3 separate regions of the Homo sapiens genome follow, and all the other regions are linked to region 3. A link is a contact called in ENCODE Hi-C or POLR2A ChIA-PET data. All regions are on one chromosome and are shown on one strand. The core of a region is the stretch at or near the end of the contact, and the rest is flanking DNA. Distances in the headings are between cores, read along the strand shown. Region 1 holds the start of KICS2 (KICSTOR subunit 2). Region 2 holds the start of AVPR1A (arginine vasopressin receptor 1A). Region 3 holds the start of DPY19L2 (dpy-19 like 2).

Region 1 (2,700 bases), core at 199-2,698, 550 kb before region 3:
AAAAAAAAAAAACTGCCTTGTATCATTGTTAACAGGGTTGATCTTATCCAATTACATTCTTGAGTATAGGGAACAGGTGCACAATACCTATTCATTAAAATTAGATTAGTGGGATTTCCTTTAAAAGGTAGTGATGATGGCAGAACAGCTCTAGTTTGAGAAAAAACGAAAATAGGCAATTCTCTCATTTGTTCAACAAACATGGCTGCGCCGTCCAATATGAAAAGATTATAACTGTAAGTGAACCCTACTGTACCCTAGGGATCTCACCACTTGGGGAAAGAGATATGTAAATATATGCGATTAAATAGTGTGACTAAGAAGCATAAAATAAGTATGCACAAAGAAGAAAGGAAAAAACTATTGAGTAGTGGGTAGTGTTTCAAAGTAGTGGACATACAAGTATGAGCCGGGTTCATGGGGTTTCTTAAATGCCAAAGGAACTTGTAATTATTCTAAATGACAACGTGCACAATTTACATTAATGTATTCTTCATTCTGGCCAGGGGTGGTGGCTCACACCTGTAATCCCAAAACTTTGGGAGGCTGAGGTGGGAAGATTGCTTGAGCCAGGAGTTTGAGACCAGCCTGGCTAACATGGTGAAACCCTGTTTCTATTAAAAATACGAAAATTAGCCAGGTGTGGTGGCGCTGGCCTGTAATCCCAGCTACTAGGGAGGTTGAGGCAGGAAAATCGTTTGAACTCGGGAGGTGGAGGCTGCAGTGGGCCGAGATCTCACCACTGCACTCCAGTCTGGGCGACAGAGCGAGACTCCGTCTCAAAAAAAAAGAAAAAAAAAAGATAACTTTTTAAGGAAGGTTAATGCAGTTTGGGCCAGGGGCTCTACTTATTAGTTGCAGGGCTAACACAGACCCGGGAGAACTAGAACGGGATACAGGTGAGAGTTAACCGGTGGTGTGTGATGTGATGAAAACTAGGCAATGGGAAGGAGATCAACCTTTACCCGTCAGTCTTCTAATCTCAGCAAATCACTTCCATGAGTTGGTGTAGAAGGTGTCAGGGCTGACTAGGGTCCCTGCTGTGAGTGTGGGCACAACTCCAGGCACTTCCCCATCTCCCAGCCGGCCCAGCGAGGTGCCTGGAGAGCCCAGGCCAGATGTTCTGGCCAGGGCTGACGTCACGTTTGCATGACGTCACCAGCGCTGACGAACCACACAGAGAGGGGCCTGTCAGCTCACCTCAGAGCGCAGGCAACTTCTTAGAGCGGGGAACTGGCCGCCTCCTATTCTACCTTGACGGTCCGAATAGTCAGAGCTACAGGAGCCGAAGCGCCGAAGGAGCTCAGCAACCGCTACCTCCCTCTTTCCTTGGCCCTTATCCGCGTCTTCTCTAAGGCCCAGGAGCGGTCCCGGCAGCGGCGCGCTCACGAGTCCGCCGGTGGAGGCGGTCACGCGCACGCACGCTTGTGCGCAAGCCCGTTCCCTCAGAACCCGGAAGTGCGAGGCCGAGGAGAGCCACGTGGGTCGAGCTGGGGCGCAGCTCGCATGGGGGAGTCTATCCCGCTGGCCGCCCCGGTCCCGGTGGAACAGGCGGTGCTGGAGACGTTCTTCTCTCACCTGGGTATCTTCTCTTACGACAAGGCTAAGGACAATGTGGAGAAGGAACGAGAGGCCAACAAGAGCGCGGGGGGCAGCTGGCTGTCGCTGCTGGCGGCCTTGGCGCACCTGGCCGCGGCCGAGAAGGTCTATCACAGCCTCACCTACCTGGGGCAGAAACTAGGTACCTCCGCCCCGCCCCCCGAGCCCCTTGAGGAGGAAGTAAAGGGGGTATATTCCCCAGTCGGCAGTGGCTTGGGTTTCCCGTCTCTGTGTCACTTCTAGTCGCAGGCTCGACTCGGCATTCCCAGATCTCCTCCCACCGTTCCTTTCCTTCCCTGGGCTTCCACAAGCCCCGCCCACCGGCCTGCGCTGCTGATAGATTGGCGAACTGGGTAGATGCTCTTTGCAGGGCTGTGACCCAAACCGAAGGGTTTGCCCTTTTGCCTCGTGCATGGATTGATGCCATAAATGAGAAGTTAACCAAACTATGTCTTCATTGTTTTAATTAGTGACGCTGCAGCCAGAAGAGCAAAACTTTGCAAAACAACCTAGTTCTATTACTGAACACTGTTGTGTGGCCTCTTAAGGTTAAGGCCCGAGAGTCACATTTAGAGTCCTACCCCGTCTTCATAGTCCCCCAATACATATTTAATGACTAAAGTAATAAATGAATATTGGGCAGGAAAGGCAAGAAATATGCCTAACACTAGCAAGAAGAGACTTAAGGGGAAAATGGTAAACACTCTTAGCACTTCATGTACATCTTGCCTCTGAAATAAGATTCAAGAGCTGATTCAACTGATTTTTACTAGTAGAAGCAATAAGTATAAGTAGATGAGAAGGAAATAATAGATGTAAAAGGCATGGAATATGCATACAAAATAATATTACTGCTTAATTATGACAAATAAATATATTTGAATCCTAGGGGTTTCAGAGTCAGTACTTTGACCTGTTTTAGACTCTTCAATTTTCAGAAGCGTGAGGTCTGATGTGAATGAAGGACACGTATATAAAATACAGAGAATAGAAATGTAAAATTGGTGTAGATTTCATTTTGATCCACCCCCCCCCGTTCCCTAACCAGCCCCCTACTTTCCTTATATTGCCTGAAGGTGACCATGTACATCTTATTGAGCT
Region 2 (2,700 bases), core at 75-2,574, 520 kb after region 3:
CCAGCATCTCAACGTGACAACCTTGGTAACTCTGCATGAACGGACTGGATAGTAAAGTGGAATTATTACTGAGAACTGCAATGAATAAAATCTTTTGCATTTTTTGCCTACGTTTCACAGAGGGTGATATTTTTCTGAGGCAATTAAATTTATACCACGGCCACAATACTGAAACGTTCTGACCAACAAAGTCATGCTCCTGCATCTACACAGCAGATAACTGCAGAAACGGCTTCCTTTCTTCCTTGTAAAATTGCCTGAAAACAGCTCCCCCTTGCTGTCCGTCGAGGCATATCTTCACCAACGTTAAAACAGAGCTGAGGGAGATCGCATTTCTGCCTCCCTCCCGCCCTGCAGAGGGGCTCCAGCTGTTCAGAGTAACGGATTACTAGGTAGGTGGTTGTTTCCCCTCCTTCCCAGGGCCTCTTTCCTCTCTTTGAGATTGCCTCTTTCTTACTCCTGAGCACAGGAGCCGGGCGGGTTTTCTGTCCCTTGCCCTGGACAGCACTGCCTGGATGGCCGCTGTCCGGCAGCTGCTCTTTGTCCACCCAAAAAGATGTCCCCACGACTCAGTAGTAACCAGACGGTCCCCACGGACCACTGCGGCCAAATTTCCGCCATCCCCGCTGTGGGAATCAGGCTTTTCCCGCAGAAAACCCCAGGAATCTAGAGAAAACTCCTTAAGTCCCTAGTCTCCATAGAGAAAACCAGGAGACACTCCCCCCAAACCCCGCTGTGAATACAGGCACAGCAGCCACTGGGGCTGCAAAGTGATGAGTGCGTTCTTCCCGTCGCAAACATAGGGTAATAAATAGCATGCATCAAAGACGTTACTAGGAAGAGATAGCTCTTTAAGTCACGAGCGGGGAGAAATGTTTGCCCCGGGAAAATTTGCCTGGGGAATAAAATTTGCCAGACTGCTGCACGGGTGAGCTCGGTGAGAAGGAAGAAACCCGGACTGGAGGAGGTGAGGTCGAGAGCCAGGTTCAGGTGCAGGAGCTAGATGCGTGGACGCCGGTGCGTGGACTGGAGGTTTCCAGGTACCGCGCTTAGCGTGCCTGTTGAAGTCAAATGCATGGTTAAGGAGGCTAGCGAGGAAGGCTAGTGAGGGAAGCTTGTGGAAACGGCTACGAGCCCAGAAAAGGCATGACTCGTCCAGTTGTCCAAGTTTTTGGAAGGGAAAAGCGGGAAAGCGCCACGATCCCACCTACTGTGAGGAGGAATCTGCGAGTCTCCCAGCTCCACCCCCTCCACAGTGATGCAGAGGACAAACACCGACGTAGGGAGAGGAAAAAATAAAACTCCAGGGAGCGGGGAGTAGGCAACCAGCAGTCTTCCGGCAATAGGGCGGGAGGGAGCGCGTCCCAAGGAAACAAGCACCGCATAAATACTTGAGTTGGGAACCCAGTGCTTCCGGAAGCTCGGAGCTCACCTTCCCGACCTCGCCGAAGTTGAAAAAAGGCAGAGCAGGGAGAGGGGCCAGCTCACCCTGCTGAGAGCTGCTCAGTGGGCAGGCGGGACGCTGCTCCGGGAGACGCCCACTGGAGGGATCGCAGAGCCCGGCAAGCTGCGAGCGCGCCAAAGACCCTGCGCTTCGGACGAGGAGCCCAAGTCCTCCGAGACGGGGAGGGAGCGGCCCGCGAGGGCTGGAGCTCCGAAGAGGGCCGAGTAGGAGCTGCATGGACAGCATGCGTCTCTCCGCCGGTCCCGACGCGGGGCCCTCGGGCAACTCCAGCCCATGGTGGCCTCTGGCCACCGGCGCTGGCAACACAAGCCGGGAGGCCGAAGCCCTCGGGGAGGGCAACGGCCCACCGAGGGACGTGCGCAACGAGGAGCTGGCCAAACTGGAGATCGCCGTGCTGGCGGTGACTTTCGCGGTGGCCGTGCTGGGCAACAGCAGCGTACTGCTGGCTCTGCACCGGACGCCGCGCAAGACGTCCCGCATGCACCTCTTCATCCGACACCTCAGCCTGGCCGACCTGGCCGTGGCATTCTTCCAGGTGCTGCCGCAAATGTGCTGGGACATCACCTACCGCTTCCGCGGCCCCGACTGGCTGTGCCGCGTGGTGAAGCACCTGCAGGTGTTCGGCATGTTTGCGTCGGCCTACATGCTGGTAGTCATGACAGCCGACCGCTACATCGCGGTGTGCCACCCGCTCAAGACTCTGCAACAGCCCGCGCGCCGCTCGCGCCTCATGATCGCGGCCGCCTGGGTGCTGAGCTTCGTGCTGAGCACGCCGCAGTACTTCGTCTTCTCCATGATCGAGGTGAACAATGTCACCAAGGCCCGCGACTGCTGGGCCACCTTCATCCAGCCCTGGGGTTCTCGTGCCTACGTGACCTGGATGACGGGCGGCATCTTTGTGGCGCCCGTGGTCATCTTGGGTACCTGCTACGGCTTCATCTGCTACAACATCTGGTGCAACGTCCGCGGGAAGACGGCGTCGCGCCAGAGCAAGGGTGCAGAGCAAGCGGGTGTGGCCTTCCAAAAGGGGTTCCTGCTCGCACCCTGTGTCAGCAGCGTGAAGTCCATTTCCCGGGCCAAGATCCGCACGGTGAAGATGACTTTTGTGATCGTGACGGCTTACATCGTCTGCTGGGCGCCTTTCTTCATCATCCAGATGTGGTCTGTCTGGGATCCCATGTCCGTCTGGACCGGTACGTGCCGGGAAAATAGAGGAAAGTGCAGGGATAGGAGTG
Region 3 (2,700 bases), core at 129-2,628:
GCAGTTATGATGTCTCAGGTTGTGGACTTTACCTGAAATGACTGAGATGGAAGATTTTGTGCCCGAGGAAGTGGGAAATTAAAGTTGAAAAGGTATATTGGGCAAATATTGAAGGCATTGGTGAGCAAGCCTAGGACTTGATTTGTGGGCCACGAACATTTTTGTGCTGTGTTGCATCAGGAAAAATTAACCTGGCCACAATGAGCCAGGCTTTAGATTGGTCAGTTAGGGTATGGGAGTTCAATGTGATCCATCATCAAACAGATGGGAAGTGAAGCGGTGTGGGCTCCAGCATGTGGCCCGTGACAGAGGACATGGAAAATGTCAGTGGCCCCAGTGCATCTGTGCCAGCCGCTTTGGCCTCTTGTAGGGCTGTGCGGTGACTGGGAGCTAAGCGCTCCCCTCTTAGTTGGTCCTGGCTGGTGCTGAAAGCGCTTGAGCACACCGCTCCTAGGGCTGATGACTTCTGAGGAACCTTATTGGAAAAGCATTTTGCTCTAAGATTCAGTAAACGCTGTCCCGTGCCAAGGAAGTGGCGTCAACCTGAGGCTCTGGGATCAGACCCACCGGACTCACGCCGGCTCTGCCACTTGTTGCCCGCAGTCTCGGCCCGTTCCCTCTGCGTTGGCAACGGGCACTGACTGTCCGATACCTCAGCGATCGTAGGGGAGTAGAGACGTTCCTAATGCCGGGCGCACCGCCGGCGGGCCGGCGGTTCCGTTGGCTTCCCTGACACACTTCCTACAGTCATTTCTTTCAGCTGAGATCTTTCCCTTTAATACCTCGTTAATTAACGTGTAATCTTTTGGTTAAAATGTCACAGCTAAGACTAAACCCGAAGAAAAGAATGAAACCACGGGAAGTTCTTCAGACAGTCGCCGCAAGGTTATGGGCCGAAGTGGTGCAGGGGCGGCGCCCGGGGAAGCGACTGGCAGAGCTGTGCGCACTGGGGGTGCTGCAGGCGCTGGGGAGAGTGTGGAGAGGCTGCGTGGAGCTGCGCGCTCGGGGTGGGGGCTGCACTCCCAATGAAGCGCGTGAAGGGCAAGCGGTGATGGGTTCTGCGCCAGTGGGGCTGGGAGCCCGTCCGGGGCTGTACATGGGGCTGCGCGCAAGGTGAGGACTGCGCATGTGGGCTTGGGGCCTGCGCGCACCGGAGGCTGCAGGCGCTGGGGAGGGTGTGGGGGGCTGTGCGTGGGGCTGCCCTCACCGGAAGCTGCACGCTCTGGGAAGCGCAGAGGCGGGGGTGCTGCTCGCGCTGGGGAGCACGTGAGGGGACACTCAGGGACTGCCCGCGCGAATGGCTTCCAACGCATGCGCCCCACCCCACATTTCACAGTCGCCATGACGACCGGGAGGTCCGCAACGGCTGCGGGGACAAGTCCGTTGAGGCTGCCAGGCGAGTCAGGTCTCTCTGGACCTCGCCTGACTCGGCTGGGCTGTGCCTGAAATTGACCCAGCTCCACCATACTCCTTGATTATGAGAAAACAAGGAGTAAGCTCAAAGCGGCTGCAATCTTCCGGCCGCAGCCAGTCTAAGGGGCGGCGCGGGGCCTCCCTCGCCCGGGAGCCGGAGGTAGAGGAGGAGATGGAAAAGTCGGCCCTAGGCGGCGGGAAACTGCCAAGGGGCTCCTGGAGGTCCTCCCCGGGGAGGATCCAAAGTCTGAAAGAGCGAAAAGGCTTGGAGCTAGAGGTGGTGGCCAAGACCTTTCTTCTCGGCCCCTTCCAGTTCGTCCGTAATTCCCTGGCGCAGCTCCGGGAAAAGGTGCAGGAACTGCAGGCGCGGCGGTTCTCCAGCAGAACCACTCTCGGCATCGGTGAGGAGAGGGCAGGAGAGCCCTAGGAGGGAGCCGCATGGCGCTTTTCTTGAGTCTTGAAGGAGATCAGTTTAACAAGCAAGGGTTTGTGGGTGCCTAGTAGGAAATAATAGCAAGGTCCGAGTAGAAAGAAGTTGGCCAAAGATCTTGTCATTGAACCAGGGGAGAGAGAGAGATAGGGAGTATATTGGTTTGAAGGGCTGTCAGATCGCAGAGAGTGTTTTAAGGTCTAGGAGTTTTAAAGGCTGAGGGGAAGGATCAAGAGAAGATGATGAGATTAAGATTCCAAGAGAGGAAATAATTAGTGGAGCAAGTCTTGCAATATTTGGGAGGGGTAGAATTAAAGGTACAAATTTGAGAAGCTAACTGTGGAAAAGAGGAGAGAGAATTCCTTTTCTGAGATGGCAGGGAGTAGAAAAGTGAGGATTACTATATGGAGAAATGTTAAAGTGGAAATAAAAGAAGTTGGGAGTGTTGGTGTCTAATGGTCTTTGTTTCAGTGAAGTATGAGGCTGGGTCACCTTCAGAGGTGAGATTGATAGGATGCCGTGGTCCAGGGGACATTCTTCTGTCACAGCTTGGAAAGGGCATGTGATAAGCCCTTCAAGCATTTAGAATACTGGCATCGTTACACCATATCATTTTTTTTCAGATGTGGTATGTGGGTTAAGGGAGGGAGTGAGAGACACAGAAAGATTTTGAGCATCTTTGGAAAGCTGGATGAATTTGGTAGTATATTTGACCTTTTCCTTATATATCATCTGAAGAGTTTTTGCCAGTGTATATAATTGTTGGGAGAATTAGAAATAGGATACAAATATAGTTGAACAGGATAGTCTCTGTATATTTTAAAATTAATGAAGCCTAATAAACAGTTAATGAGCAT

The links. A loop is a pair of places that touch in the nucleus more often than their neighbours do. ChIA-PET counts read pairs that join two places held with the same protein, here RNA polymerase II (POLR2A). Pooled maps may share reads with other maps.
Region 1: a loop to region 3 is called in a map of CD8-positive, alpha-beta T cell, with 27 times the contacts of the local background. The contact joins the promoter of KICS2 here to the promoter of DPY19L2 in region 3. A Hi-C loop is called at or near these places in 1 of 168 maps with a recorded cell type or tissue (CD8-positive, alpha-beta T cell), 1 of 37 single-sample maps with no recorded cell type and 5 of 50 pooled maps. POLR2A ChIA-PET finds 5 or more read pairs at or near these places in 1 of 52 experiments (naive thymus-derived CD8-positive, alpha-beta T cell).
Region 2: a loop to region 3 is called in a map of aorta, with 5 times the contacts of the local background. The contact joins the promoter of AVPR1A here to the promoter of DPY19L2 in region 3. A Hi-C loop is called at or near these places in 2 of 168 maps with a recorded cell type or tissue (aorta and chondrocyte), 3 of 37 single-sample maps with no recorded cell type and 10 of 50 pooled maps.

What each region holds. Positions count from the first base shown.
Region 1 is chr12:64,221,044-64,223,743 of GRCh38, reverse strand. It overlaps KICS2 (KICSTOR subunit 2), which reads left to right and starts at 1,448. Exons shown (of 3, transcript NM_152440.5): 1 at 1,448-1,741. The coding sequence starts at 1,507. It overlaps LOC124902952 (a long non-coding RNA gene), which reads right to left and starts at 1,395. Exons shown (of 2, transcript XR_007063347.1): 1 at 1,201-1,395. RefSeq lists enhancers at 995-1,054, 1,135-1,324, 1,475-1,564, 1,046-1,640, 1,675-1,734 and 1 more.
Region 2 is chr12:63,149,825-63,152,524 of GRCh38, reverse strand. AVPR1A (arginine vasopressin receptor 1A) reads left to right here and starts at 1,324. Exons shown (of 2, transcript NM_000706.5): 1 at 1,324-2,658. The coding sequence starts at 1,689.
Region 3 is chr12:63,667,171-63,669,870 of GRCh38, reverse strand. It overlaps DPY19L2 (dpy-19 like 2), which reads left to right and starts at 1,378. Exons shown (of 22, transcript NM_173812.5): 1 at 1,378-1,814. The coding sequence starts at 1,478. RefSeq lists enhancers at 1-470, 471-972, 1,422-1,481.